2 separate regions of the Homo sapiens genome follow, and region 1 is linked to region 2. A link is an interaction called in ENCODE POLR2A ChIA-PET data of the cell type or tissue named here. Cell type or tissue: B cell. All regions are shown on one strand. Links, peaks and the distances in the headings refer to the core of each region. The heading gives the core; the rest is flanking DNA.

What was found. Peaks named below come from ENCODE experiments on the same cell type or tissue, not always from the same donor. Only the 100,000 strongest peaks of a DNase experiment are listed, where the experiment ranks them.
Region 1: POLR2A ChIA-PET joins it to region 2 with 10 read pairs; 2 of 35 experiments call an interaction of 5 or more read pairs at or near these places.

What each region holds. Positions count from the first base shown.
Region 1 is chrX:118,891,636-118,907,419 of GRCh38, forward strand. No RefSeq gene overlaps it. Among named protein-coding and RNA genes, the nearest start is that of LINC01285, 60 kb to the left of the region's middle. In B cell, for the core only: no CTCF peak of the experiment used is centred there; no DNase peak of the experiment used is centred there.
Region 2 is chrX:119,066,899-119,082,682 of GRCh38, forward strand. It overlaps CT47C1 (cancer/testis antigen family 47 member C1), which reads left to right and starts at 6,095. Exons shown (of 3, transcript NM_001396132.1): 1 at 6,095-7,180; 2 at 8,062-8,214; 3 at 9,335-9,867. The coding sequence starts at 6,328. The coding sequence ends at 8,183. KIAA1210 reads right to left here. Exons shown (of 12, transcript NM_001394962.1): 12 at 11,737-14,606. The coding sequence ends at 14,431. In B cell, for the core only: no CTCF peak of the experiment used is centred there; a DNase peak (open chromatin) is centred at 4,683.

The sequences.
Region 1 (15,784 bases), core at 4,596-12,595, 170 kb before region 2:
CTACCAGACACCCGATTTTGTAAGACCGCCATTAAAAGTCTCGCTTCCACTGTTCTTCGTGTCTCTGAGTCTATTCTTTGGGTTTGGACGGGTGAATGTGTTTCTCACATTTTCTGCCTTTCGCCTATATGGAAATACCAAAATATGATTGTTCTGACCTTCAAAATATGATTCTGTGAGTATAGTGGTATAGGAGTATCTTATCAGCAAGACAAATCCACAGCTAACTCAATATCCTATCAGAGTGTTTGGCTACTGTAATACAGTTATTTCAGGGCTAATCTCTGCCAACTTTTCTTCTCAAACACACACACACACACACACACACACACACACACACACACACACACATAGGGATATGGATGCACCCATAAACAAAAAACTGGGGGCTCGATATATTAACCAAAGCAAAGCCTTCTGAGCTTCTCTTTGCCCCCCAAAAAAGGATGATAAATGAAAGTCTGAATCATTCCTAGGAGAAGAAGCAGCAGACACCAATGCAGGATTGGTCTTCCACTTCCAGTCTGGACAAGATAGCATAGACTCATTTCTCCCTGCTTCTCCCAGGTAAGCCCAACCAGAAATCCTGGAAATAATTCAAGAGGTGGCCACAGGAGAATTCTAAAAGGTGTAAAGGGGAAGGCAGAACGATTAGGAATCCCAGGACTGGAGGAACACCATAGTAGCAGGGTACCTTATGACTCTCAAGCCATAAATGTGACCCAGGCCCAGCATTTCCCAAACCCCAACGTAGCAATAGAAAATGGTTCCTGTAGGTTCCTTTCTCCTCTGCATTGAATGGGAGTCCTACTGACACCAACAGGTAAGCCTGGCAACTCCAGCAAGTGGGATTTAGCAAGGTGCCTCACTGACAATAAGCAGCCAGCAGAAGTGCTGTCCTTTCCCACAAGGTCAGAGACTCCCCTACCCCACTGAAAGATACTCTCCAAGCAAGCACACCATCAAGGGGAAACGTGACCATGACAAGTAGCCTAGCCCAGGAAGCCTGTTTGTTTTCATGGTCTTGAGGCTTCTCTCTTCCTCTGAGAGATACCAGGAAGGCAGGCAGCAAAGTCAGGGGAGTCCCACCAGAACCAGCAGAGACAAGGAAGATTCTTTGTTTCCACAGACTAGAAAAATCACTTCCCCCACCTAGAGGCACCAGGCAACCCTATCTGAGGAACACTCTGCTTCCTCAGGCAGCACCAGCAGGGAAGAGTGGACCCATTAGCACCACATGAATCAAGCAGATCAAAATAGCACTACAGAGGCTCTGAAACTAAATTGTCATTGGAATCACAGCCTTCAAAAGTAGGCCAGGACCTGCATGCTAAACCTAAACAAACTGACTGCCTGCTAAAATCAAATATTTAAGTAGGAATTAGAGTCTTCTAATATAATAGTCAACATATCCAGAATATGATAAAAATCACCCTAAAACAATCAACTGATACCAACACCAAGATGAATTAGATGTTGAAATTATCTGACAAGGGATTTAATGTAGCCACCACAAAAATGCTTTAATAAGTAATTGCAAAGTCTCTTGAAATAAATGGAAAAAATATAAAATCTTAGCATAGCAATAGAAGTTATACAAAAGAATCAAATATACTCCAGGCCAGTCTGACATGGTACATTCAGTCTCTGATTAAGAACGTGGAGTAGGGCAAGGACAAGTTAAGATGGGAAATACATGTGTGGTTCTGTGATGGAGCTGCAGCTGAATTATTTCATCACAAGGGGCTCTTATGTTATCAAAGGACACAGACCTGAACCTTGACTGAGTAGTTTTCTGAGGGGCATTGAGCACTTCCTGGGGAGTCCAGAATTGGGAAACTTGGTTTTGACCTTCATGTGGCTGTGTGACTATCTCTTATCTGCCTCTTTCTGGGAATAGGAACTACTTCAAATCCAGGAAGGGAGGCTGGTCAAATACAAATAACAATAAACAGCCCAATGGCAACCCTTCCTTGCAGTGAGTACTTACTGTGTGCCAAACACTGAACTAGATCTCTTTGTGATCATCCATTCATGGAATCCTCACAGCAGCCCTCCACTAAGGGCATTTTTGAGATCTCAGGTTTAATTGGGTTAAAGTTCCCTCAGTAGACACCTGGGGTATCTACCAGCCTACAAGGACCTGTGCCGGGTACAGGTATAGGTGATACTGTGATGACACCCTTCATAGACACATGTGACTAGAGCTCACAGCAGGTGGGGGCAAGCAAGTTCCTGGGATAGAACAACATGGGGGTCCCAAGGAACAAGTGGCCACATTCTGGGAGTGTTTGGGAAGATTTCCCCTTGGCAGGGTATTTAACTTGGGCCTCCAGATACCAGTGAAAGCATGGGCTTTGGCATCAGGAAGACTTGGATTCAAGTCCTGACTCCTTTGCTTCTTGGCAATGGGACCTTGGTTAAATAACTTAACCTAAAAAAAAAAATTTAACCTGACTGAGCCTCAGTTTCCTCATCTGTAAAATGGGTATAAGTATTGCTATAATCATTGTTGGGTTGTTGTGAGGAAGAAATGGGAAGATGCTCAGAGCAGCCCTAGGCAGGGATAGTCTGTGCCTCTTTACTTGAAGGCCCCTTCTGACACACCTTCTTCCAGGAATCCTTTGATCTCTTCTTCCTTCAAATTCATACATAATCAGGCATTTTATACATGATTAAAACACCTGTTCACATTTTCTAAAGAACCAAATGAAAATTACAGAACTGAAAAATAGATTTTTAAAAATTGCTGGATAGGATCAATTATAGAGCAGAGATGGCAGAGGACAAAATCAGTAAACTTGTTTATAGATCAATAGAATTTACCCAGCCTGAACAACAGAGAGAAAATAGACTGAAAAAAAAGATAGGGCCTCAGGGACCTGTTAGAAATAACAAAAGATCCAACATTCATATAATCAGATTCCCAGAAGGATACCAAAACCAAAGACAGTACAAAGCAAGAAAACTATAGATGAATGAATATCTTTCATGGACTTAGACACAGAAACTGCCGCAAAATAATAGCCAAATGAACCCAACAATGTAGAAAAGAATTATACTCTGGGATTTATTCCCATGTATGCATAGTTCAATATTTTAAAGTTAATCAATGTAATCCACCATATCAGCAGACTAAAATCATTTAACCATATCAACTGGCACAGAAAAAGCATTTGATGATAACATTCAAACTTTTTTTTTTTTTTGAGACAGGGTCTCGCTTTGTTACGCAGGCTGGAGTGCAGTGGCACAAACATGGTTCACTGCAGCCTCAACCTCCTGGGCCCAAGTGATCCTCCCTCCTCAGTCCCCCAGTAGCTGGTACTGTAGGTGTGTGCCATCATGCCTGGCTAATTTTTTGTATTTTTTTGTAGAGACAAGGTTCCACTGTGTTGTCCAGGTTTGTCTCGAACTCCTGAGCTCAGGCAATCTGCCCACCTCAGCCTCCCAAAATTGCTGGGATTACAGGCATGAGCCACCACACCCAGCTTAAAGTTCAACATTTATTCATGATTAAAAACTCTCAGTACACTAGGCATAGAGGAAAACTTCCTTAATCTCATAAAGAACATCTGCAAAAAACCTACAACTAACATTATACTTAATGGTGAAAGACTGAGTTCTTTCTCAAGTCAGAACAAGGCAAGCATGTTTGTTTCCACTATTTTTTTTTTTTTCAGGTGGAGTCTCACTCTGTTGCCCAGGCTGGAGTGCAGTGGCACGATCTCAGCTCACTGCAACCTCTGCCTCCTGGGTTCAAGTGATTCTTGTGCCTCAGCCTCCCAAGTAGCTGGGACTACAGGGGCCCACCACCACGTGCAGCTAATTTTTGTATTTTTAGTAGAGACGGGGTTTCGCCATGTTGGCCAGGCTGGTCTCAAACTTGTGACCTCAGGTTATCCACCCACCTTGGCCTCCCAGAGTGCTACAGTCATGAACAACCGTGCCTGGCTGTTCTCACTACTTCTATTCAATATCGTATTGTAAGTTCTATCCAGTACAATGGCAAGAAAGGGGGAAAAATAGCTCTAGCACAACAAGAAAAGGAAATAAAAGGTACATGGATTGGAAAGGATCAAGTGAAACTGTGTTGATTCTCAAAAGACTTAATTGTCTACATAGAAAATCACAGGGAATCTTTTTTTTTTAAAAAAAATAAAACAAAAAAACCTCGTAGAACTATTCACTGAATTCAGTAAGGTCATATGATACCAGATAAACACACAAAAATCAATCACATATATATACTAACAATGTGGAAATCTAAATAAAGAACACAATGCCATTCATCCTTGTGCCAAAGAGCAAGTATAAATTTAACAAAACATGAAAGGATCTGTATGTTGGAAATTATAAAACACTGAGGAAAGAACTCAAAGAAGACCTTAATAATTGCAGAGACATACTGTGTGGGTTAAAAGACAACATAGTAAAGATATCAATTATCCCCAAATTGATCTATAGGCTAATGAAATTCCTATCAAAATCTCAGCAAGGATCTTTATAGACATAGAAAAGCTTCTTCTAAAATTTACATGGAAAGGCAAAGGACCTAGAGTAGCTAAAGTGATTTTTATAAAGAATAAATTGGAGGGAATCACTCTTCCCAATATAAAGGGTTACCATATATGGCTATAGTAATCAAGATACTGTGGTACACGGATATAGACAGTGGAAATGATAGATCATTGCAGACTTGGAAGAGTGAGGGGTGGAAGGGAGGAGGATGATGAGAAATTGGCTAATGGGTACAATATATGTTATTCATGTGATGGATACACTCAAAGCCCTAACTAACTTGGCCTCTGTGCAATCTATGCATATGATAAAATTGCACATGTACCCCAATATTGTACAAATAAAAAGAAAAAAAAGAGAGTATGGTAATGACAGAGAGTAGACACATAGATCAGTGGAACAAAAAACCCAGAAATATAGCAATGCAAACTTGCTCAAACGATTTTTGACAAAGGTATAAAAGCAACTTAAGGAAGGATAGCGTTTTCAACAAACAGTTCAGGAGAATTGACATCCATAGGCCAAAAAAGTGAACTTTTACCTAAACATCCCACCTTATACAAAAATAACTCAAAATGGATCACAGACTTAAATGTAAAGCATACAACTATAAAACATTTTAGAGAAAAAACAAAACCACAGGAGAAAATCTTCATGATTTAGGGCCTAGCAAAGTGTTCTTAGGTTTGACACTGTCTAGGGGTTATCCATGTAAGAAAAACTACATTAAATTGGGCTTCATAAAAAATTAAAAGCTTTGATCTATGAAAGGTCCTATTAAGAGAATGAAAAGACAAGCTATAGACTGAGAGAAAATATTTGCAAGCTACATACCCAACAAAGAACTCGTATCTAGGATATATAAAGAACTTTTGGGCCAGGCATAGTGGCTCACGCCTGTAATCCCAGCACTTTGGGAGGCCAAGGCAGTTGGATCACTGGAACCCAGGGGTTGGCGACCAGCCTGGGCAACATGGCAAGACCACCTCTCTACAAAAAAAAAATATATAAAAATTAGCTGGGTGTGGTGGCGCGTGCCTGTAGTCCCAGCTACTCGGGAGACTGAGGCAGGAGAATTGCTTGAGCCCAGGAGGTCGAGGCAGGAGGTACCACCACACTCCAGCCTGGGAGATAGAGCAAAACCCTGCCTCTGGGGTGGGGATAGATTAACACACCCTATTTTGATTTCCTAGTGCTGTCTCCTGGTATGAAGATTTATATAGCAAAGGCTTGGTTTTTTCATTAAAGTGATGTTCAATTAAACTTGGTTACTGAGAATTTCCAGAAGGCAAACAATTCTTCTTTGGATTACCAGAGGCCCTAAGGTGCTACATACTCAGGTTTGGGAAGTCATTCTTCTTTGTAACTATCCAGCCTGGTAGCCAGATGGCCAATGAGTTTCATGCCTGCACAATGAGCCAGAAAATGTTCAAGGCCCCAATTTTTTTGTTTTTATCTTTTTTTAAAAAATTAAACTTTCTATTTTGAGATGACTGTAGGTTCACATGCAATTGTCAGAAACGGCACATTGAGATATTATGTACCCTTTATCCAGTTTTTCTCAGTGGTGACATCTTATTTACTGTACTATAGTATCACAACCAGGACGTTGCTACAACCTATTACTCTTGTCCAGATTTCCCAAGTTTTACCTGTAATCATTTGTTTCTGTTTATGTGTTCTATGTATTTCATTATATGCATTTTAAAAAAAAATAACAGATCTTTTTCACTAGAAGTTTTATGCAGTTGTAGCACTTGTAGTTCATGTATCCACCAACACAGTACAGAAACGTACTTTCACCACAAGGAATCTTTTGTAGCCATGCCTATCTCTTTTTTTTTTTTTTTTTTTGAGATGGAGTTTCAACCTTGTCATCCGGGCTTGAGTGCAGTGGTGCAATCTTGGCTAACTGCAACCTCTGCCTCCCAGGTTCAAGCAATTCTCCTGCCTCAGCCTCCTGAGTAGCTGGGATTACAGGCACCTGCCACCAAGACCAGCTAATTTTTGTATTTTTAGTAGAGACAGGGTTTCACATGTTGGCCAGGCTGGTCTCAAACTCCTGATCTCAGGTGATCCACTCCCTCGGCCTCCCAAAGTGCTGGGATTACAGGCATGAGCCACCGCACTGGGCTGCCATGCCTACCTCCTATATGCTCCATTCCCTAATGCCTGGTACCCACTAATCTGTTCCCTATCTCTATATTTTTGTCAAGAGTGTTATGTAAATAATCATACAGTTTATAACCTTTTAAGATTGGCTTTTTTTCACTAAGCAAAATTCCCAGGAGTTCATTCAAGTTATTGCATGAACCAATACCTGATTTCTTTTTTTTTTCTTTTTTGAGACAGTCTCATTCTGTCACCCAAGCTGGAGTGCAGTGATGTGATCACGGCTCACTGCAGCTTTGAACTCACTCAAGCGATCCTCCTACCTCAGCCTTCTGATTAGCTGGGACTACAAGCATGTGCTACCACACCCAGCTAATTTTTAATTTTTTTGTAGAGACAGTGTCTCACTATGTTGCCCAGGCTGATCTTGAACCCCTGGGCTCAAGCAATCCTCCTTCCTCAGCCTCCCAAAGTGCTTGGATTATAAGCTTGAGCCACTGTGTCTGGCCCCTGATTTCTTGTTATTGCTGCATAGTATTCCATGGCATGGATGAATTATAATTTGTTTAATCATTAATCTGTTGAAGAATGCCAACAATGTATGAATGATACAGTTTTTCTGCTTATTTGCCAGCATGTGTGTTGTTAACTGTTTTTTAATTTTAGCTATTCTGATAGGTGTTTAGTGATATCTCATTGTGATTTTAATTTGCATTTCCCTTATGGCTAATGATGTTGATTGAGCATCTTTGTCGTGTGTTTGCAATCTATATATCCTTTTTGGTGAAATATCTATTCATATATTTTGCTCATTTTCTAATCGGATTGTTTGAGTTTTGAGAGGCTTTTTTTTGGGACGGGGTCAATTTTGTATTGCTATAAAGAAATACCTGAGGCTGGGTAATTTACAAGAAAAGAGATTTAATTGGCTTATGGTTCTGCAGGCTGTACAGGAAGCATAGTGGCATCTACTTCTGGGGAGGCCTCAGGAAGCTTCCAATCATGTTGGAAGGCAAAGCAGGAGCCGGCACATCACATGGTGAGAATGGGGTGGCCAGGGCAGAGAGAGGGAAGTGTGTATGTGTGTGGAGAGACAGAGAGAGAGAGAAGAGAGCGCCACCACACACTTTTAAATGACCAGATCTCATGTGAACTCAGAGTGAGAGCCCACTTATCACCAAGGGGGTGGCCCAAGCCATTCACGAGGGATCTGTCCCCATGATCCAAACACCTCCCACCAGGCCCCACCTCTAACACTGGGGATTAGATTTCAACATGAGATTTGGGTGAGGACAAATATACAAACTCTATCAGTTATACTGCATAGTTGATGAAGTCTGGGCTTTTAGTGTACCCATCACCCGAATTGTATACATTGTATCCAATAGGTACTTTCTCATCCTTCACCAACCTCCCACCCTCCTACCTTTTGGAGTCTTCTCCAATGTGTATTATTCCACCCTCATTATAGAGTTTTGAAACCAGAAATCAGCATCTTGGGCTGCCTGAACTATTCTTAGATCACTTCTCTCACCAATTGGGGAAACTTACAGGACAGAAGAAGCCAGCTGACTTCTGTACATGTATATGGTTCTTGCCCAGGAGCCTCCATGTGATTCTAGAGCCAGTCCTACACACACACACACACACACACACACACACACACACACACAATAGGTACAACTGCCTCAGGAAGTCATGTTTTAAGGAATTCTTAAACTGCCCTCCTGAGTACCCCCAAATGTCTCTTGCTAAAGTTTAATCATGTCTGAACTTTCCAGCATCAGAATCATCTGTCTGGACTGAGGAATTCCAGAAGACCTCCCTAAAAATGCAGATGCGTCACTTATGAGGATATTCCATGATGAAGTTCGGCCCTGTGGGATTAGAATGATACCTTTTGATTTGAGATGTGTGAGAGGTCTGAAATGGTGCTCAATGCTAAGAAATAGGAACTCCAGCTTACATTAAGAGGTGGGACAGGGAATGACCCTGCCCAGCCAGGTGTCAGCAGGAGATGCTGGGACTCAGAGAGGTGGGCCAGAAGGGGAGGAAAGAGCCAAAGGAGGAGTGGGGGCATGCTGAGTACAAACTTTGCCTATTTCATAAATATGCCTGGATCATGCCCTGGTGGGCCCCACTATTGAGTTGGGTAGCTAGATGCTTGTTGGCTTCTGCCTTATCTACCTACCAGAAAAACACTAAGTAAAAGCTTTGAAATTCAATTCAATAAAAAAGAGTTTATGAATCCAGTGTACTTAGCCAAAATGAGGGATAAGGATGACTTCTGGTTGCAGGAGGGCTTTATTCTTTGTTTAGTTTCCTCTTCTTTTGTGCTTCCCCTTTCTCCTCAAAGGCAAGCCATCACGGAGGTCCTAAGGAACTCAATTGTCAAGTATTGAACACTGCCAGTTTCTATAAGGAAGGGAGTCAGTCTGAGGTAGGAGGATTTAACCTGGAGCTGAAGGCAATAGGACAATCTTTGCACACTGCATCCAGAAGTAAGCATCCCTTCTGGCCCGACACGGTGGCTCATGCCTGTAATCCCAGCACTTTGGGGGGCCGAGGCGGGCAGATCACTTGAGGTCAGGCGTTCGAGACCAGCCTGGCTAACATGGCGAAACCTTGTCTCTAGGAAAAATACAAAAATTACCCGGGCATGGTGGTGTGCACCTGTAATGAGGCGCTTGAACCCAGGAGGCAGAGGTTGCAGTGAGCTGAGATTGTGCCACTGCACTCCAGCCTGGGCAACAGTGCGAGAATACGTCTTAAAAAAAAAAAGTAAGCTTCCCTTCTGCCTGGGGTTAACCAGGGCCATGGTCTTTTTCACCTTTTTTTTTTTTTTTTTTTTTTTTTAAGACAAGTCTTGCTCTTGTCGCCCAGGCTGGAGTGCAGTGGCACAATCTCGGCTCACTGCAACCTCTGCCTCCTGGGTCCAAGCAATTTTCCTGCCTCAGCCTCCTGAGTAGCTGGGATTACAGGTGCCTGCCACCATGCCCAGCTAATTTTTGTATTTTTAGTAGAGACGGGGTTTCACCATGTTGGCCAGGCTGGTCTCAAACTCCTGACCTCAGGTGATCTGCCTGCCTCGGCCTCCCAAAGTGTTGGGATTACAGGTGTGAGCCACCACACCCATCACCAGTGTTATTTTATAGCTCCCCTCCCAACTACAGACATATACAACTAATGAAGTAAGGGTGTGTATGTCCAGCAACACAGCTAATTTCTGTCAATTGGCCAATGCTCAACAATTGACAAATTAGTAGACTGTGCTTGAGTTGACACTTTTACAATCCAGTGCTTCATAAAACAGATGGCTGCTTGTTTTATTCATATATAAGTGGCTCTTAGTGCATCAAAAGGATGTTTAAAACAACAAAAGAACAATCAAAAGCACAATTTGTCACCTCGATTCTTAACAGATTCAAGCCGTATAATGATACGAGCCTTTGGTTAAACAAGCAAAATGACAGATTGCCAGCAGAGGTATTGAGGCAGGCACAGTCCCATTCCTGATGGGTTCTGGCCATGACACCTGTACACCAAGCAGGTGTGTTTACGTGTGCCCCAGGAAGTGGGAGATCTGAGCATTAGGATATTCCAGACCTCTTCACATTAGTAGTCATAAAGGAAGTGCAATTTGAGGAAGAGCAGAAATAAAATACACTCAGGAAGCTAGTAAGGCATTCTGAGACCCAAATGAGAACGGGAAAGAAATGCATCTTTAGTGCTGATGCAGTCAGGAGCCTTTCATGTTGAGCCTTTCACAAATGAGGTGTGAACATTTTCAACTGAGGTAACAACCTCTCCTCCATTTTTGTTGATCTAATTTTCCATTTCAGTTGCTCCTTCTCTGTACCCAGCCCCACTGTGGGACTGCACGCTAATTATCTCATGGTGGTTATACCATCTGCTGAAAAAGCTGGCAGCTGGGCAATCACCGTCTTCCAAAATTGTGGCCTCCCTCTACCTGCCCTGGTACAAAAAACAGAAGGCAGTGTGTTGACCCCTGTACCCTGCTCCAGGGACTGCATCAGCTTCACAGATTGGAACAGAAACCTAGAACTTAACCCGTTCTCCAAGCTGGAGCCTCCTGTGGGGTTCCGTACTGAGGTTTTGGGACTCAGCCTATGTCTACACATTGCCTAGGTGGTGGACCCGATGACACGGTCAATATGGTGAAAGTAATTGAGAAGAGTACCAGACGTGTGGTTTGTGATCCAAGGTCTGAGGTAAAGGAACTAGTTAATTTCTTGGCCACTGCTTTTACCTCTATCAGTAGCCACCTGGGTACACATGATAGCTGTTTGGTCACAAGAGTGTGAGAGAGTATGGATGATTCAGAATAATCTCATCCTCAATGCTAGCAAAAGAACTGAAAGGACATGGCTTATTCATAGATCAGTTGTACCATCTTTTCATAGAAAGGACAGCACAGGCTGAGCATAGTGGTTCACGGCTATAATCCCAGAACTCTGGGAGGCTAAGGCAGGAGGATTGCCTGATGCCAGGAGTTCAAGACCAGCCTTGGCAATATAGCAGTTGCCATTTATTAAAAAATGATTAAAAATAGCGAGGTGTATGGCCAGGCACGGTGGCTAACACTTGTAATCCCAGCACTTTGGGAGGCTGAGACGGGCAGATCATCTGAAGTCAGGATTTCAAGACCAGCCTGGCCAAAGTGGCGAAACCCTGTCTCTACTAAAAATACAAAAATTATCTGGGTGTGGTGGTCCACACCTATAATCCCAGCTACTCGGGAGGCTGAGGCAGCAGAATCACTTGAACCTGGGAGGTGGAGTTTGCAGTTGGCCGAGATCACGCCATTGCACTCCAGCCTAGCGACACAGTGAGACTCCATCTAAAAAAAAAAAAAAAAAAAAAAAAAAGTCAGATATGGTGATGCATACCTGTGTCCCAACTACTTGGGAGGCTGAAGCAGGAGGATCCGTTGCGCCCAGGAGTTTGAGGTTGCAGTGAGCTGAGATCATGCCTTTGCACTCCAGCCTGGGTGGCAAAGCAAGACTCTATCTCAAAAAAAGAAACAATAAAAAAGAAAGGCGACGTGATCTTTATTCACACCCCCTCTCTAAAAGTATTCTTAAACTTCAGAATAGAAGCAAGGAACTTAGGTGTTACACTGGAAAATCATTCCAAGCTGGCAGTAAGGAAGAAGGTGAGCAGGGCACACTGTCTCTAGACTAATTTCCCTCCAAAAAGCTTTGAAGGTTTGGTAAGAATAGTTGATGAGTTGAGAACAGTAGTTATACACCCTTTCTTTTACATATATCAAAACATTCTAGGCTGGGCACGGTGGCAGTGGCTCAGAGCTGTAATCCCAGTACTTTGGGAAGCCAAGGTGGGCAGATCACCTGAGCTCAGGAGCTTGAGACCAGTCTGGGGGGCAACATGGAAAAACCCTGTCTCTACGAAAAATACAAAAATTAGGCTGGGCACGGTGGCTCACGCCTGTAATCCCAGCACTTTGGGAGGCCGAGGTGGGCGGATCACGAGGTCAGGAGTTTGAGACCAGCCTGACCAAAATGATGAAACCCCATCTCTACTAAAAATACAAAAATTAGCCAGGTGTGGTGGCACGCGCCTGTAATCTCATCTACTCAGGAGGTTGAGGCAGAATCATTTGAATCTGGGAGGTGAAGGTTGCAGTGAGCCAAGGTTGCACCACTGCACTCCAGCCTGGGCGACAGAGCAAGACTCCGTCTCAAAAAAAAAAAAAAAAATTAGCCATGTGTGGTGGTGCACATCTGTAGTCCCAGCTACTTGGGAGGCTGAAGCAGGAGAATCACTTGGGCCTAGAGGCTGAGACAGGAGAATCACTTGGGCCTGGGATGCGGAGGTTGCAGTGAGCCGAGATCATGCCACTGTACTCCAGTTTGAGCAGCAGAGCAAGACCTTGTCTCAAAAAAAAAAAATCTCTTAACATTTTATGACAACTGTGAGAGAGGTAATGAAGAGAGAACAATATTCACTATCTCCTCAAAAATTAGCAGGGTTGAGGAGTAAACCTTGATTTTATCAGGAAAAAAAGTGGTTTGTTTCCCTCTTTTGAGCCATTGATTTGCTCTCAAGGGGACACACCCTTACTGTTGTACAGCTGAGCACTGATATTAATAGCAAGAGGTCAATCACATTTTCCCCTATAACTCTCACTTCCTTTTACTTACCATATTTTGTGACTGGGTTTTTGGGGTTTTCTTCTATTGTCATGACCTTGAAAAGAATATAGTCAGCTTCTACCCATTTGTATTAATGTAGGAGAGCAGTGATACAGCTACAAGAAAAGTGTAGATAAACCAAATGTCAAAGAATCATAGGCTGCTCCAATTTCTATGGCTGGAAGAGCCATAGAAATAACAGAAGCCAGTTCATCACTTTTATGTTTGGAGAAATAGAAACCCAGAGAGAGAAGGTGGCAAATCTCATGACTCCTGTTCCTGTTCTCTTTCCAGAATATGATATATGACTTTATTGCCACACACTTTCCTTTCTAATTATGATTTGTAAAGGTTATCAGTTGGCATTCCTGGGACATGTAGCCAATTTGGTGTTAAAAAAATAGATCCAGAGCCATACAAATGGTAGGGAAATGTAGGCCCAAATTAAACATTAATCCTGAACAATCAGATCCAGAGTCGACTCTAGCTTTCATTGTTAAGTGCTGGCTTTCTCCTAGGTTCTGTCCTTGGCCCTCTTTTCTTCTATTTAGAGTAGCTCTACATCCAGGGTTGGTCTATCTGGCAAACGTAAGACTAAGTCTGAATTAGCCCCTCCTGCCCCCTGGCAACTTCCATCATATTCTTTGCCTTTATAAATTTATGAATTTGATTATCTTCTATTCCAAAGAGGAGTGAGATCATGCAGCTTCTCTCTTCTGTGTCTTGTTTATTTCACTTAGTATAATGTTTCCAGCTCCATCCATGTTGTCGAAAATGGCAGAATTTCCTTCTTCTTCTTTTTCCTCTTCCTCCCCTTCCCCTTCCCCTTCTTCTTCTTCTCCTTCTTCTTCTTCTTCTTCTTCTTCTTCTTCTTCCTCTTCCTCTTCCTCTTCCTCTTCTTCTTCTTCCTCTTCCTCTTCCTCTTCTTCTTCTTCTTCTTCTTCTCCTCCTCCTCCTCCTCCTCCTCCTCCTCCTCCTCCTCCTCCTCCTCCTCCTCCTCCTTCTTCTTCTTCTTCTTCTTCTTCTTCTTCTTCTTCTTCTTCTTCTTCTTCTTCTTCTTCTTCTTCTTCTTCTCCCTCTTCTCCTTCTTCTTCTTCGACAGTGTCTCGCTCTGCAGCCTCAGTCTCCTGGGCTCAAGTGATCCTCCTGCCTCAGCCTCCCGAGTAGCTGGGACTATAGGTGTGTACCACCACACCTGGCTAATTTTTTGATTTTTTATAGACACAAGGTCTCATTATGTTGCCCAGGCTGATCTCAAACTCCTGAGCTCAAGCAGTACTCCTAGCTCAGCCTCCCAAAGTGCCGGATTGCAGGTGTGAGCCACTGCACCCAGCCTTTCCTTCTTTTTTGAGGTTGAATAATATTCCATTATATATCTATACACCACATTTTCTTTATCCATTCATTCTGCCACTGCACCCAGCCTTTCCTTCTTTTTTGAGGCTGAATAATATTCCATTATATATCTATGCACCACAGTTTCTTTATCCATTCATTCATCAAAGGACATTTAGGTTTTTTCTACACCTTGGCTACTGTGAATAATGCGGCAGTGAACATGGAAATGTAGCTATCTCGTCAAGATGCTGATTTCATTTCCTTTGGGTGTATACCCAGAAGCAGGATTGCTGGATCATATGGTAGTTTTGTTTTTAATTTTTTGAGGAACCTTCATACTATTTTCCATAATGACTGTACTAATATACATTTTTGCCAGCAGTGTACAAGAGTTCTCTTTTTTCCACATCCTCACCAACACATAACTTTTCTCTTTTTGATAGTAGCCATTCGTTCTAACAGGTGTGAGGTGACATCTCATTGTGGTTTTGATTTTCCTTTCCCTGATTAGAGATATTGAGAATCATTTAATATACCTATTAGCAATTTTAATTTCTTTTCTTGAGAAGTGTCTATTTAGGTCCTTTGCCCACTTTTTAATTGGCTTATTTGTGTTTTTGGCATTGAGCTATACAGGTTCCTTATATATTTTGGGTATTAATCCCTTATTGGATATATAGTTTGCAAATATTTTCTCCCATTCTGTATGTTGCCTTTGCATTTTGTTGATTGTTTCCTTTGCTGTGCAGAAGATTTTTAGTTTGATGAAGACTCGCTTGTCTATTTTTCTTTTGTTGCCTGTGCTTTTGCTGTCATATCAAAAAGTCATTGCCAAGACCAATGTCAAAAAGGCTTTTCTCTGTTTTCTTCTAGAGTTTTGTGGTTTCAGATCTTATGTTTAAGCAATCCATTTTGAGTTGATTTGGTATATGGTGTGAGCTAGGGGTCTTAGTCTTTTTCTGATGCTGTAACAGAATACCAAAGATTGGATAATTTATAAACAATAGTTTATTTGACTCATGGTCTGGAAGCTGGGAAGTCAAAGAGCATGGCACCTGCATCTGGCAATGGCCCTCGTGCTCTATTATCTCATGGCAGAAGGGCAAGACAGAAAATAAGGGGACTGAACTCCCACAATAACTACATACTCCATTGATAGCAGCATTAATCAATCCATGAAGTTGAAGCCCTTATGTCCTAATCATCTCTTAAGATCCCACTTCTTAATACTCTGACAATGGCAATTAAATTTCAACATGAGTTTTGGAGGGAACATTCAAATTATAGCAGGGTCCAATTTCATTCTTCTGCATGTGAATATCCAGTTTCCCCAACACCGTTTGTTGAAGAGACTGTCTTTTCCTCATTGTGTATTCTTGGCACCCTTGTTGAAGATCCGTTAACCATAAATGAATGGGTTTATTTCTGGGCCCTCTATTCTGTTCCATTGGTCTATATGTCTGTTTTTCTGTCATTACTATACTGTTTTGATTGCTATAGCTGTGTAATATAATTTGAAGTCAGGGAGTATGATGCTTCTAGCTTCTTGTATGATTGCTTTGGCTATTTGGTGTCCTATACGAATTTTAGGATTCCTTTTCCTATTTCTGTAAAAAATAATTGGGATTTTGGTAGGG
Region 2 (15,784 bases), core at 3,475-11,474:
AAAGAGGTAAAAGATAAGAGAAGAAAAGTACGGGAAGTTTTGGGCAGAAGGTAAGAGGATATTGGTAGAGCTTTGTGGGGGTGGGTTAGGAGAGGTGAGGGGAAGCTTTTAGGTAAGGACAGATGTCCTTATTGTGAATCTGGAAGGGCACAGAAAAGAAACCAAAACTTAAACATTTCTGGAGGCACTGCCTGGGCCACCCTCCTGGAATGAGAAGATCTGAGGTCAGAGTAGCTAAAAAAAAAAAAAAAAAAAAATCCTTCTATAAATTATGCCTTCTCTTGGAGCGAAGTGCGACCTCTACTCTGAAACAGAGTCATACAGCACCACTCAGTGGCAGTCTCTCGGTAGTGCACCGAGAGTGTCTGCAGCAGCCACCCGGACCCAATGAATCAGAACCTTGAAAGACAGAGGAGAGGCGGTTATGTTATTTTATTTAATCCCCACGAGGTTTTGATGTGATGCCACATTTGAGAATTTCAGGCCAAACTTGTGCTTTCTCTATGATATGAAGACTTTTTAATTTAATCCCCATGAGATTCTGATGTGCTGCCACATTTGAGAATTTCTGGCCACACTTGTGGTTTCTCTATGACATGAAGGCTTTTTCTGATGCCAATCAGTGTGGCAGGAGGCACCTGGGCAAAGCAGAACCTAGACCCTCTCTTTGCTCTTTGCATTCTCTTCTCAGGAGTTTCCTTCTTTCTCATCAACTATCACTTCTCAGTGCATGATTATGTATTAGGTGCTGTGGTGATATAGCATGGCACAAGACAAACAAGATGTCTGTTCTCATGGAGCTTACAGGGAGAAAGACAGCAAATCTATACTTACAGATGGTGATAGGTTCTATGAAGGTAGTAGACAGATATGGCAGTGAGACAGAAAATAACTGAGGTCAGAGAAGGCCTCTTTGAGGAGTTGACATTGAAGCCAAGACTTGAAGGTTGAGAAGAAGCCAGCCATGGGAAGAGTAGAAGCAAGGTCTTGCACACCAAGGAGCACAGCTTGGCAAGAGGACTGCAGGCTAGATTTCGGCCCACCCTACACCTCAGCTGGATACCTTTGTGTAGAGAACAATCTGCACGATCTTACATGAGAGTAGGGGGTAAGGGGATTGTTCCAGCAGATGGAATTTCATGTGTAGGCAAGAACATGTATTCTAGAAATTATGAGAACAGTGCCAGGAAAAGACTAGATCACAAAGGGTCTTATGGGGTAAGATAAGGAGTTTGTATCTTATTTAATTCACAAGAAGCCAGTGAAGGTTTTTAAACAGGATGACTGAAAGATATGAATTATATTCTTTAAAAAACTCTCTAGTTGTGCAGAGAATCCACTGGAAGGGGAAAAACCAGTTAGGAGGCTATTGAGTAGTCAAATCAGAAATGCTAAAGGTTTGCATTAGAATGAGAGTATTAATAGTTGAAGAGATGAGAAGTGGACAGATTTGAGAGACGTTTAGGAGGTAAGCCGACAGATGGAATGGATGTAGAAAAGAATTAAAGAGGGCAACCAGGTTTCCGATGAAAGCATCTTGGTGGGTAGAAGTGCCATTTCCTAAGAGGAAAGAACAAGCAGAGAGGAGGAGCAAATCCAGAATGACATTTTAGCTACTTCAAGTTGGAGAGATCTGTGAGATACTCAAGTGGAGATGCCAAGTCAAATTTGTTATAAACTTGGAAGAGGGGTTTGAGACACAGATATCAATTTGGAAATTATAATCATTGGGTTATCTTCAAGGCCTTGAAACAAAGATTAGATCACTGAGGGAAGGGAGTATAGAAAGGCAAAGTCCCAGAACAGAGCCCAGAGAAACTCTAGTTTGGGGGAATGAGGTAAAGAGTGGCCAAAGAGGAGAAAACTCAGAAAACTGTAATGCCACAGAAATCCTGAAAGGGGCTGTTTAAGGAAGAGTAATGTGGGTAGCTGCTGCTGAAGGATCAAGAAAACTGAGAATAGAAAGAGACTGATGGCTTTGACCACATGGTGGTCATTGCAGACCATAGTCGGAGCAAGGGCACCAAACTGGAAAAATAAGAAGTGGTGGTCAGAGTGTGGAATTCTTAAGATTTTTTAATCTTGAGATTTTGGGAGTGATGTATATTTTCATTAAGAAAGGTCTAGGATCCTTGGCATGGTCCTGAGAGTAAGTGGATGAGGTAGGGTAGATGGCAAATTATTGGAAATGTAGAAGCTGAGAAACAGAAACGTTTGTGTGTTCAATGGCAAAATTGTCAAAGATTTAGGGTGGAGGGAAAGTGTAGTGAAACTGTGGTTGCCAAGCAGTCTTGAGCGTGCTCATGACCACAAATTTTTAGTGAATTTAGTCAACCAACTTTCAATATTTTTATCTGCTTCATTTAGTGGCAAGGAAAAAGTAATATAGTGCAATTCAACTAGAGTTTGGGGTTTTGCCTAGTAGATATGATAGACAGCTAAGAGGAGAAAGGGAATGGAGTGAGTGAGTAGGTATCAGTTTCCTATTGCTGCTGTAACAAATCACCACAAACTTTGTGGCTTAAAATACAGACTTAAAATATTAGAGTTGCAGAGGTCAGAAGTGTCATTGAGCTGAAATCAAGGTGTGGGCAGAGCTGTATTCCTTCTGGAGACTCTAGAGGAGAATCTGTTTCTTTGACTTTTCCAGCTTCTACAGCCTGCCCACTTTCACTGGCTTATAGTTTCCTTCCTCCATCTTTAAAGCCAGCAACATCAGGCCAAGTCTTTCTCATGCTGCCATCTCTTTGGTTCTCTCTTCTAATTCCCTCTCCCACTTTTAAGGATGCTTGTGACTGCATTGGGCCTATCTGACTAATCCAGAATAATCTCCCTATCCTAAAGTCAACTGATTAGCAACACTAACTCCATCTGCAACCTTAATTCCCCTCTGCCAGGTAACCTAACAGACCCACAGGGTTCTGGGGATTAGGACATGGGCATCTTTGGGGAGGCCAGCATTCTGCCTGTGATAATAGCAACACATAATGGATGGAATTTAAACTGGGTAAGTAGGCAAATGAAGAAGATGGTAGGAAGGTAGAGTGAAAAAGTGGCTAGGTCAGCAGATTGGGGAAATAATCTGATGGGATTGAAACATTGTAGCAGTAGAGAAGAAATTTTCTAAATGGTGCCATTTCTGGTAATGGAAAAGGCTAGTGTAGGACCATGGGGGTAAGTATCTGATGTAAGTTTGTAGAAAAGATCAGATGAGGAGGTCACGGAAGTGGAATTCCAGGTCATGGGATAAGTCATCCCTGTGGATGTTAAAGTCACGAAGAATGATGAACAAACTTCAGTGTAGGAAAGAAGACTGATGATGCAAGAAAGGCATAAACCCCACAAGCTAGATAAGCCTGTAAGTGAAAAGGAGCCTGTGGTGGTGCAGACTTGCCCAGAATCAGAAGGATGGAGCCCTGACATGCAACTCCACTCCCAGGGGCTGAGCTCAAAGTTACAGAGTCTGTGCAATGACCCCCTTGGGATGTGGAAGTCAAAGTCAAATCCCAAGAGAGACCAGCATTCCAGACTGTCCCTCGCCCCTCCCGTGGCTTCCATGAGAAGCAGGAAGTGCTGGGCTTGAGGACCGTGGGCTCTACCTGGCCTGGAAGGAGATGGCACTCCTGTGCCAGAGTAGGCACAAAGTAGGCACCCGCAGCCTACTCTGGCTGTGACACAGTAGACTAGGAGGCAAGCAAGGGACCAAGTCACTCCCTGTATGTCAAGGGTGGGGGAAGGGTCTCCCATGAGGGGTGAGATCCCTCATTGTCCCCAGCCTCACAGCAGAATCACACTAGGTTGCAAGAGCAGAAATCTCACAAGAGGCCAGGGAGACGATCCCAAGAGAGAAAGGAAGAGGGGATAGCAAGGCCCTTTGCAGACAGTCAAGCCCTAGGCAGATAGAAGAGAAAAACACCATTCATGGTGATAGTGATTCCAAAGCCGTTTGATTCATTTAGCAAACATTTATCAAACACCGACCTGGTGCAGAGCCCTGTGGCAGGCACCGTGGGTGTTAACAAACTTGAGACAGGCCTGGACATTCACCCTAAAGGGCCTGTGCTTTCTTGGAGGAGCTAAACCATGTCCACACATACCACTGTCATTAAGGATAGTGTCTGGTGAGGGTGGTGGGGTACAGATATAGAAAAGTAGGCTGCCTGGAGGCGGTGAGTTTTGAGCCAGGCTGTAAAGGAGATCTTTGGGCTGGTCTTCCAGGGGTGTTCCCTGTCATCCCAACATTAAGTGGAAACCTCTGAGGGTTGTTGTGGCTTTAGGTCTCTCCCACTGGCCCACCTTGACCTTGATGGTGGGTCTGCAAATGGAAAGGACTTGGCCACTTCTGTTGACTGACAGAGGGAGGTGGGGTGGGGAAAGAGAGCACCTTTCCCTAAGAAAATCTGAAATCCTGGGTTGTGCCAACTACCTGGCTTGGCAAAGATCAGATGTCATGGGTGGGATAGCTGGAGATAAAGGAAAGGTAGCAACTACACACCAGAGATAAGGGAATGTGACATCCTGGATGGGTCTACATCTGCAGACAACAGGCTCAGGCAGATAACCAAGGCTATGGAGATTGTTCCACGGACTTCTGGCTCACATACTTGCCATGAAGAGAGCCCCAATGCGGGAGCTAGGAGGACACTCTCCCTCAGTTTCACTTCAGGTAGTTTCACTTCACTTATTGAAAGCACATCTGCTCAGCTTTTTCCTTTCTCTTCTGTTTGCTGGTGCTAACTAGTTTCCCCTCCCAGGGACTTGAAAACAACTGGTAAGATAGCTTACTGCCACTGCAACAGAACCATCTCCTCCAGGATCTGCCTCACTCCTTGACAACAACTTGCTCCATAACAAGCCCAGTGCCCAGTTCTATCTCCCTGCAGAAAGAAGCAGCTACTGCTGTGTACTTTTTGCCCTAGAGACTACAAGATTGACAGCAGTCATCACATTGTGTTTCACACTCACTGATAAGTGGACAAGGCAACTAAAGAGGAAATGATTTAGTATAAACTGGAGTCTCTGCAAATATAGGAACGTTGACACTCTATGCAGCTGGGAAAGCTCAGCTTCCAGAGGTCTTAGCTAACCTCCACCCCAAAGAGGGGCACAGGAACGATGGGGGAAGAGGCACTAGGATGTAAACCATGAGCAGTCTGTCATCTTTGGATTTCATCAGTCAAACAAGCAAGAGGTACAAATGACAGTTGTAAGGAGGCATGGCATTGGTACATGTAACGCACTCAATAAATTTGGTAAATGAATAAATAAATGGTTTAATGAATAAGGTTGATCATTTTAGGTAGGAGGTGAAGAAGATCAGAGGGCACTGACCAGGCAAATACAGAAAATAATGGTGGTACAGGCTGGGCGCAGTGGCTCACGCCTGTAATCCCAGCACTTTGGGAGGCCGAGGCGGGCGGATCACGAGGTCAGGAGATTGAGACCAACCTGGCTAACACAGTGAAACCCCATCTCTACTAAAAATACAAAAAAATTAGCCGGGCATGGTGGCGGGCGCCTGTAGTCCCAGCTACTCAAGAGGCTGAGGCAGGAGAATGGTGTGAACCCGGGAGGTGGAGCTTGCAATGAGCCGAGATCATGCCACTGCACTCCAGCCTGGGCGACAAAGTGAGACTCTGTCTCAAAAAAAACAAAATGGTGGTACAAAGAGGAGTATGTGTCCTATGGAAGGCAGGAAACCTACTTAGTGATAGTAATTACATAATAGTCTTGATATTGCTTCTGGACCTTGCAGAACCTAAAATGTTTCGTCTCTGCCCTTTACAGAAGAAGTTTCCCCAATCCAGGGTGCCTCCACATTGGATCACTATAGTGCTGCTAATAATCGTAAAATTAAAAGGACAGGACTTGTGTGGACCTAAAGGCTAGCCCTGGACACTAAGGCCTCAAAGAAAAGATAGAGTTCTGGATTCTGAGTTGTCCTAGAGCTTAAGGGCCTTGATATTCATTGGATGCAGAGCATGTCAATCTGATGTTTTCAGCAAATGAGCTTAGAGCTCACTGAGAGCCCCTCCTTGACCCTTCCTGTCCCGCCCCCTGTCACTTACCAACCCGAATCTTTCCCGCCTTGTCTAAGTCCTCTCAGGCCAACCTCAGCGGGAGGCTCCTGGGATCGGCTCCCTGCCCTTCCCACCTTAGGGTGTCCTCAGAGACAGACTTTTATTCCCTCAGTAAGGAGACAGACTCTTATTCTCTCAGCAGCCCAGCCCCTCACCTCCCCTCAGCCACAGCCACATCAGTGGCCACCGTCTTCACCGTTGTCACCTCAGCCTAGTCGCCACTCCAGTTGAGGCACTGACTGGCGTCATGTCTGCCACAGGGGATCAAGACCTGATCCAAGAGGACCAGGAGGCTCCAGTGAACCAGGAGGGAGCGCAGGCCGAGGCCGTAGGTGACCGGGAGGGCGGTGACTCTGGCCCCGACAGTGGCAACACTGTGGCCGGAGTCGCAGGGCCCATGAGAGGCCTCGGGGAGGAGGAGGGTGAGCAGGCGGCAGGCTTGGCCGCAGCCCCCGGGGGTGGGAACGCCGAGGAAGACTCAGAGATCAGGATAGTAGTGGAGATGGTGGAGGAGGAGGAGGATGAGGAGGAGGAAGAGGAGGAGGAGGAGGAAGAGAGGAACGAGGCGGACAACTTCGACTTGGTCGCGGCCGCCCGTCGCTACCCCATAAGAGGCTTTCGCATGGAGTTTCTGGACATGGTCCACTCCCTTCTCCTCCGCATCTATCACAACGACCACATCCTGATCAGGATGCGTGGCGGCCGCCTGATGCGGAGGCGCCGCACTGCGGCGCCCAGTGGCTCAGAAGAGCCCCGGCTGTTGCTGGTGCATGAGAGGCTGGGCGTGGGGGCCGCGGGTCCTGAGGGCGAGGGCCTGGGCCTGCTCCAGGAGGCCGCGTTGGTCCCAGAGCCTGAGGTGCCAGCAGACCTGGCCGAGATGGCCAGGGAGCCTGCAGAAGAGCCCGCAGAGGAGGCCTCAGAGAAGCCCACAGAGGAGGCCGCAGAAGAGCCCGCAGAGGAGGCCTCAGAGAAGCCCACAGAGGAGGCCGCAGAGGAGGAGCTCGCAGAGGAGGCCGCAGAGGAACCGGCCAAAGAGGAACCGGCTGCAGAGGAGGAGTCCGCAGAGGAACCGGCCACAGAGGAGGCTGCTGCCCCTGAGGGTGAGGAACAGGCTATCTGCAGTGGCGGGGAGACAGGGACCCGTGCACCCAAGGGTTCCAGGCAGGGCCGCGGTGTGCGCACAGCTGGTGAAGCAGGTGGTGAAGTGGGGGTCGGGCCTCGGGTGGTGAAGTGGGGGTCAGGGCCCTCCTGAAACTTAAGGCCAAATGTGTACCAATGAGTCGAAGCCCAATTCTCTAACGACATCTATGATTTTTGAGAAAACATGCCGCCCTCTACCAACCTGTGTTTGATAGAAGATCTGAGATCATCAATGCCATTTGGGGGGCCCACAGATGAATGGCCAGGTAGATAGGGGTTCAGGAGGGAGCTCGGCAGGAAACAAGGGACAACGGAAAGAAAAGAACAGGCAAATGGCAGGCATCCTTTTTTGTTCATGGCTTTTCAAAGTGTAAAGATTCTTAGAAAGTTGATCCCCAAATGATGAAGTGATACAGGGGCCCTTGGTAAAAATGAAACATTCAGGGGGGTGAGGAACCAATGAGCTTCACCATAGAATTTGTCTTTTGAGGCAACAAATATTTTCCCAGCAAAGTTCTGATCAAAACACTTAGAATGAGATCAGACACCATGATTCTGATCTCTTCTCCAAAGAACTAGAAATAATCGGCAGCTTTGGGTGGGAGATTTACTGGAAAAAAGGGAAATAGTGTCACTGTGGAAATGATCAAGCAGCAGCAACGTGAGGGCCATGGCACTGTTGTGAAAACCAGTAGGAAGGTGCCCAGCTATTCCTTTCTTAGTTAAGTCTATCCTCCTGCTTCTCCTGAGGGTGGAGTACTGGGTGCCGCTGCTGGTTATAAATTGGGCTATATTTTCTGTGAATGTCTGGTCCCAACATCTGTATTATTCTTCGCTAAAGAAGTCACTAAATATCAGCATGAAAAGTGGGATGAAGAGGCCCAAGATGCTGCAGGCAAGGAAGAGAAAGAAGAGAAAGAGAAGGATGCTGAAAACAAGGTGAAGAACTCCAAAGGGACCTAGACGCAGCAGAGGGGAAGCTGAGAAAATCCAGGTATCGGTGTATAGCTTTGAGAATCACTCAACTATTCCTGGCATTTACCTGTTGCTGACAGTTTTATTTTAAAATAAAATTCCCAGTAAATTAATTAAGAAAAGGTTTTAGTTTAAAAATTCAATTTAGCTTACTTAAAATGTTACTAGAATATTCATGTACGTAGTAATATGAACTGCAGTGTGTTCTGAAATACACTTCATGGCTACTCATTTGTTCATGTTGAGGTCTTTTGTCCTCTAGCTGCAGGACTACTAACAAGTGGCAAATGTATCAGACCTACTACCTAAGATCAATATTTGTGTAGAAAACAGTTGCCAGACGCAGCATCTAACTTGCTTGGGCCACACATTGGTTGGGACTTCATTACTTAGCCACAGAAATGCAGGCTCCCATAGTAACTAGGAGACAACTCAATGCCTTTTACAAAGTGACTACTAACAAATAGCAAAAAGCTAAGAATTTCAAGTAGGACCACATTTAATGACTAATACCTAAATATTTGTTTAGCTATATATCTTTGTATTTTATGTGACAAATGAAAAGAATGTGTGTAATTAAGTCTTAAGGCATATCTGTCTTTGAGTATATTTAAATGGTTAACATTTTTTCTTTTTTCTTTTTTTTTTTTTTTGCATTTTCACAGCTGTATTATTTCATAACAGCTTCTTTCCCATATGGTAGATATGGAAACCAAGGGTCTGGGAGAGTAAGGGAGTATCATTTGTGGAACTAGCACAGGCTGTTAAAGCTTGAGAGATTTATTTAAATCCCAGAATTGCCTCTCATGTAAAAACAACAACAAGAAGCTTTTCTGGTGCTAGGGAGACAAGGTTGGTGTGATCATTTGGCTGTAACCATCAGTTTCACAAGCACCCTGATATCCAAGCTTGCGAGTTACAAAAGGAAAAGGTGTTCTTCTCTACTTGTTTAAGATATAGCACACAAATGTTGCAGATATACACAGAGCTGGCCATTTTCTTCTATTTAGAAAGTCACTGGTGCTGGCTAACGTACCATTGTTTATTTTTTTCTCATTTCATTCTGTAGTTGGGAAGAATAGAAAGAAGATGAAGAAAGAAGACTCTGTTGTTCATTGTTTTTATTTTATTTTATTCAGATGCCTGTGAGAATTTTAACACATATCATTCCAAAGTTCATTACCTTAAAAGTGATATCTAGTGACATCTAACTTTTATCTTTCACAAATGTATTTGACAGTGTTTGTTCAAGTTAGAAATAAAAGTTTGTTTTAAATGAATAAATTGAAACATGGGGAGATTTTTCAATAAATAATTCTGACTCAAATCTCTCTTTTACCTCTTTGTTTTGGCCCACCATACCTTCATTGAAAGGTATTACTTTCCACCATTTAGTAAGACTGTTTTAAATTCTTTTACTGCAGCCAAAAGTCAATTAAAATGTCAAGTTTAAAACCATTTTTGCAAAGAGAGAGATGGGGCTCAAGTCTTTAGAGCTGTACTGTCTACTACCTTAGTCACTAGTAACGTTGTGGCTGCTGAGCACTTGTAATATGGCTAGTCTGTTTGATATGTGCTGTAAGTGTGAAAATAATATTGCATATCTTACTAATGATTTTCATACTGATTACATGTTGAGATGATAATACTTGAATTAAAATGAAATGTTAAAGTTTTTGTTGGTTTCTTTTTATTTTCAAATGTGGCTACTAGAACATTTAGAATTACCCATGTAGATCACATTACATGTCTATTGGACAATACTGCTCTAGAGCATGGTTTTGAAGAAAACTTCATGGATGGCCCAGGTTGCCTGGAAGCCACATGGTATTGCTGAGCTTGGGCCCAGACTTTGATTTGGAGCAGTGGTTCTCAAAGTTTGGTCCCCAAACAGCATCATCAGCATTACCTGGGAATTCTCAGACTCCACCCAAGACCTACGGAATCCGAAAATCTGGGGTGGGGTCAGCAATCTGTGTTTTAACAGGCCCCCCAGGGGCTTCTGATGAACACTAAGGTTTGAGAACCAGTGGTTTCAAGCAACAGAGGAAGAAGCCGAGCACCTCCTGTCGAGCCAGGGTTAATTCACTGGCTCGGGGCTGTTTCAGGTAAACTGAAAGGGACAGCAAGGGATGGGCTGGGGAGGAGACTAGAATTCACAGGGGCTGAGGCCTAGAGAGGAAAAATGCATAAAGGAAAAAGTCGGGTCCAAAAGGATACAAACATGATACCATGCATATGACTTCTAAGAAAACATACAAATGATCACCATAAATTGATTATGGGTACATATAGAGAGACTAAAAGATGTGCTTGTAAGAGATGCATACAAGTGTAGCATACAGAAAGGTGTGCATTCGAAAGAAGCACATTTGAGATGGTGGTTACCTCTCAGGGAAAGAAAGGGAGGGGCATTCTAGCAGAGAAGGCTCCACAGCAGGCATCAACTATATTTGTAATGTTACATTTCTTAAGCTGAATAGTAGATATATTGATGTTTATAGTAACATTTTCTACAATTTTGTGTAGGTCTGAAATATTTCTAAAGCAGGAGGAGGAAGGGGAGCAGTTCTTCCCACACCACTGGGGCAGGACTTACAGGAGTCTGAGAATTCTAGAACCCAACCTGGCCTTTGAGGTCATTATGAAGGTACATTTGTCATGGAAGGAGATAAACCATTAAATAAAACATGCTGTATTCGTTTATTTAAACATTTCAAATATTTAGACATATGGTATGTGGATCCCAAGTTGAACTCTTGTTCTAAACCCTGAAAATGTTACAGGTGAGCCAGGCTCATTATCTGGCCTATAACCCCTTTCCCTTCCTCCCTCCATGCCACTTTGTTACCTGAGCACAGTAGGGCCCCTTGCTTCTGAAAAGCGCTTGTTGCAGTAGCCCATCTTGCTATCGGACTTGGACTTTGTCCCTGACCCAGGCTACAGTGCAACCACCAATCACCTTGTCTCTTCTGCTCGTCCCCCAACCACACCCCCTCTTTATTCTCCAGGTGTCCAAACGTAAAACCTCTTCAGTGGCCCTTCTCCCCCATACCAAATATCAATGCTCACCTGAAAGCCATCAGCTTGGTCAGGCACACCTGCGTGGACGCCCCTTATTCTCAGCACCACCTTTTAAGAACATTTTACTTTGGCCGGGCGCAGTGGCTCACGCCTGTAATCCCAGCACTTTGGGAGGCCGTTAGACGAGCAGATCACAAGGTCAGGAGATTGAGACCATCCTGGCTAACACGGTGAAACCCCATCTCTACTAAAACTACAAAAAAAATTAACCGGGCTTGGTGGCGGGCGCCTGTAGTCCCAGCTACTCGGGAGGCTGAGGCAGGAGAAAGGCGTGAACCTGCGAGTTGGAGCTTGCAGTAAGCCGAGATCGCGCCACTGCACTCCAGCCTGGGCGACAGAGTGAGACTCCGTCTCAAAAAAAAAGAACGTTTTACTTCTCTGACAACCTTCAGCTCTGAGTTGTCAATATCCTATTTGATTTCCCGCCCCATGTCACAGACAGAGATGGACTACAGAATAGGCTTTATTGAATTTATTTGCTTTGCATATATCTTAAATCAAAAAAGTTAAAGAAGTAGAAAAGTTGTCAGAATATGCCTTTAGGCATTTAAAAAGAACTTAATCTCTTCATTTAAAAACAGAACTTTGTTGTTAACTGTGGAAAAGAAATTGTTATTGGAGAGTTCTCAGAGTGAGAATAGCTGAATACAGGTTCACTGTGAAAAAAAGGAAGGGAGGTGTAACAGCTGTGTTGTTAACTGTGGAAAAGAAATTGTTATTGGAGAGTTCTCAGAGTGACAATAACTGAATACAGGTTCACTGTAAAAAAGGGAAGGGAGGTGTAACAGCTAATCTACCAGGAGTACCCAGATAAAGGGCATCTACCTTAATATATTGTTCACTATGGGAATACAAAGGAAATAAAATTCACTCAATCAAAATAGCATTATCAAAATGGCAAAGGCACAGTATCAGGAAAAATAGATGTTATATAGAGAAAATGCAAAATTTAGCATGTAATTGTACTGTGTCACATTATACCAGCATCAACAAAACCCAGCACCAAGTGTTTAGCTCTGACACCTCACTACCTCTCTGGATTTTTTTGCATGGGGCAGCACCCCACTCAGAATATAAAGGCACAGTCAGATGTCCAGGCCTGCATTTCTGTTTAAGCAAAGCAGCACAGTGTAACAGAGGCAGACACAGTGATAACTACTCAGAAGTCACTTCTGGGTCTCCTAGAAAAATGAGCTAGGTTTACTGCCCAGACATCCAAAGGGAGCTCTCCCTTAGTGTTTGGTGGGTTTGGGGGATGGAATGAAGAGAAAGACAGAGAAAGGAAGATTTAACTAACTTCTAGTGAACCTAGATGAGATTCTAGGGTGGTCTGCATCTCAGAAAGCCAGCCAATTAAGGAACTGGCTCTGGGGGTAAAGGTGCCTACATCTTCATCCTCAGCCGAGGAGTTATTAATGGAGGCTGTGCTACAAAAGAAAAAGACCGTGTGGCAAGATGGGAAGGGAGGCATCAACATTTGCTGGGCCACTTGCCCCCTCCCCTCACAGCTGACCATCCCTCTCATCCTCTTTCTCACTCTCCCTTTTTGGTCTTCCCTCTTCTCCGTGGCTGGGGGATGAGTGGGTCACTGGAAGGTAGGGTCTCTCCAGCCTAGTAACTTTTGAGGTGTGTGCCTCTAGGAATGAGAGGGGAAAAGCTGATTTACTCACTTAAAGCTTCCAGGTAGCGGAAAGTTCATTTCTCTGTGGCTTTGGGATTGCACTCTTGCTTTGGGCTAAAACCTTGTGAAGCAAAGACAGCTGAGGGGAAAGGACAAGAAGCTACATGGAGTTCTCCACCTTAATGCTGGAACCAGAGAGGAAGGAGCTCCAGTGGCTCCAGATGTGCATCAAGGCAGTAAGCTTGCCATCTGCCTGATGGAAAGTACAGCTTTTGGCATCTGTAGAACTCTAATTTCAATAGGGTCTTCAGTGCTTAACAGGATATATGTGATAGGCAGTGATTTCTGTGCGATCAGAGAGGGTCACAGTAGTATTGGGACAAGAAGCAAAACATTGATGGACTAACCCTCCAGAGGAGTAAGATAATTCCCAAGAAGCATTCTGCGTCATAGGGAGGTGCTCGCTACAGCCAGGCCTGTGACAGGTCGACGTGGGGTATGTCCAAAGAGGGAGCTTTGTGTAAGTGCTCTGCATGTTACTATCACCCAAGGAGAAAGCATCAGGGGCCCCCAGGGACACAGGGAAGATGTTTCAAGGGGTGATAGGCTGATTGGAGAACTGGCTGTGCAGAAATTTTCTTGGAGACCCAGAATTTTCACTTCCACCGCCTCTTTTAGGATCCCTTGCAAAGCTTAGAGCAACAACCAAATAATTGCGGCATCTATCTAGGCTCATAAAACCTAAAGGCCAATCTTTAGGTCAAATCATCTGAATGTTTCCATTAGAATTACTTTATTTGGTTGAGGGAAATGACAATTTTCTAGTTGCTCCAACAAAATGTTTTTGCTTTCTCCCTTCTAAAGCACATTGTCCAAAGTTAAAGATTTTGCAATTTTACAGCAGTGCAAATGTTTTCGATAGTTTTAATAGAGGAAATGCTGGGTTTCTGGGTGCTGGCAGTGACTACGTGGAAGGTTAAGCATTCATGGCATTTATTTCATTCAAATAATTATGTTTTAATTTGCATTTCTAAGGCTATTTTGCTTAATAAATTCTTATTTTGCTTAATAAATTCTTAGTTTGCTTAATACTTATTTTGCTTAATACAAGTGGTCACAGTAAAAAGATCACTACATAGAATTAATACAGCTATTAGCAATTATCATTTAAAACGCTGATGCTTGGCCGGGCGCGGTGGCTCACGCCTGTAATCCCAGCTTTTGGGAGGCTGAGGCGGGCGGATCACGAGGTCAGGAGATCAAGACCATCCTGGCCAACATGGTGAAACCCCGTCTCTACTAAAAATACGAAAACAAAATTAGCCGGGCGTGATGGCGGGCGCCTGTAGTCCCAGCTAGTCGGGAGACTGAGGCGGGAGAGTGGCGTGAACCCGGGAGGCGGAGCTTGCAGTGAGCGGAGATCGCGCCACTGCACTCCAATCTGGGTAACAGAGCGAGACTCTGTCTCAAAAAAAAAAAAAAAAAAAAAAACTAAATAAAATAAATGCTGATGCTCCACACAAGAGCTCTTTATTGCGTGATTTCTGCCATGTGGCTCCATGCTTTGGCTTTCTTCCTGGCCAGTGAGAACCAGACAGGCTCAATTGGCTCAACTGGGTTCTGGAACTTGGCTGGGAGAGTTGAAGATCGTTTGGTTTCTTTTTCCATGGCAGGAACTTGCAGTATCTTCTGAGCTTCAAATCCAACTGGAACCACAGCAAATAACACACAAGCAATAAGGAACCCCAGCGATATTGGGGTATGTTGTTTATGGAATGCCATATAATGTTTCCTCCTTTCAGGTTTCCTCTGATCCCCCTGCTCTAGTGCTTTCTAAACTCTTCTCCCTTTGGTGCCAGACTTCTAAAAGTTAGGACCTGTGTGATGCCATGGGTAGTATGTCAAAGGGGTAAAATCAACTTGGCTATGGCCACAGGGCCCTGGGCATGGGAAGGCCTGGGAGGTAATACCTATGGCTGTAACTGCCAATCTTCAGGTGGTTATTACTGGATTGTCTTACATCTTTGAACTGAGACCAGAGGGAAACATATTGTATCTACTTAGTTTCTAAAATTTCAGATAAGGTAATGTTATTTGTGTTTGCCAATCCACGATTTCATGTGAAATGAATTGATTGATGACTTAATAGATGCACCCAGTAAAAGTTGATGATAAATAATATTGTACCAACCCAACTACCCCAGCCAAGGAGACTACCTCCCTATTCCTAATTCCACTCCCTCCCTCATCCTGCTTATGGTCAATTGACTTAGTGACTTAGAATCAACCAGTGGTTCTCAATCCTGGCTACACATTAGAATCACCTAGGGCTCTTTTAAAAACACCAAAGCCCATGCCGTTTCCTGAAGCAAATGAATTAGAATCTCTAAGGATGGAGCCAGGACCATCTGTAATTTTTTAAAAAGCTCACCAGGTGATTCTGATGCACAGTGACAGTTGTGATTCACTTGATAGGAGTATAGTGCCCATGAGGCCATTAAAAGCTGTGAGCAAGTCAACTGCTGCTATTTCATGGCCAGAAAATGGGTTCCTGAATTCCTGGTCTAATTTCTTCATGAGCGGGATTAAGGGAGAGGACAAAGATGGTTCAATAAAAATCCATCATCCACTCCCCTGCTCCTGCTGAAAAAATTCTCTCTAGCACACAATTCTTTCTGGTGAGATCACATTCTATTATATCCCAGCAGAGTATTCCTCTCAGCTGTCAACATTTCCTCACCACTTACACATCCCTGCTCAGAATACAGAGAAGCTTAAACAAGCCTTCTAAATAATTAAAAACAATTGAATACCATTGGGCCTTTAGAGTGAATTATTTTCAACAGTTTCATTGGAGATGTAGAAAGTGAGAAAATACCGCTTT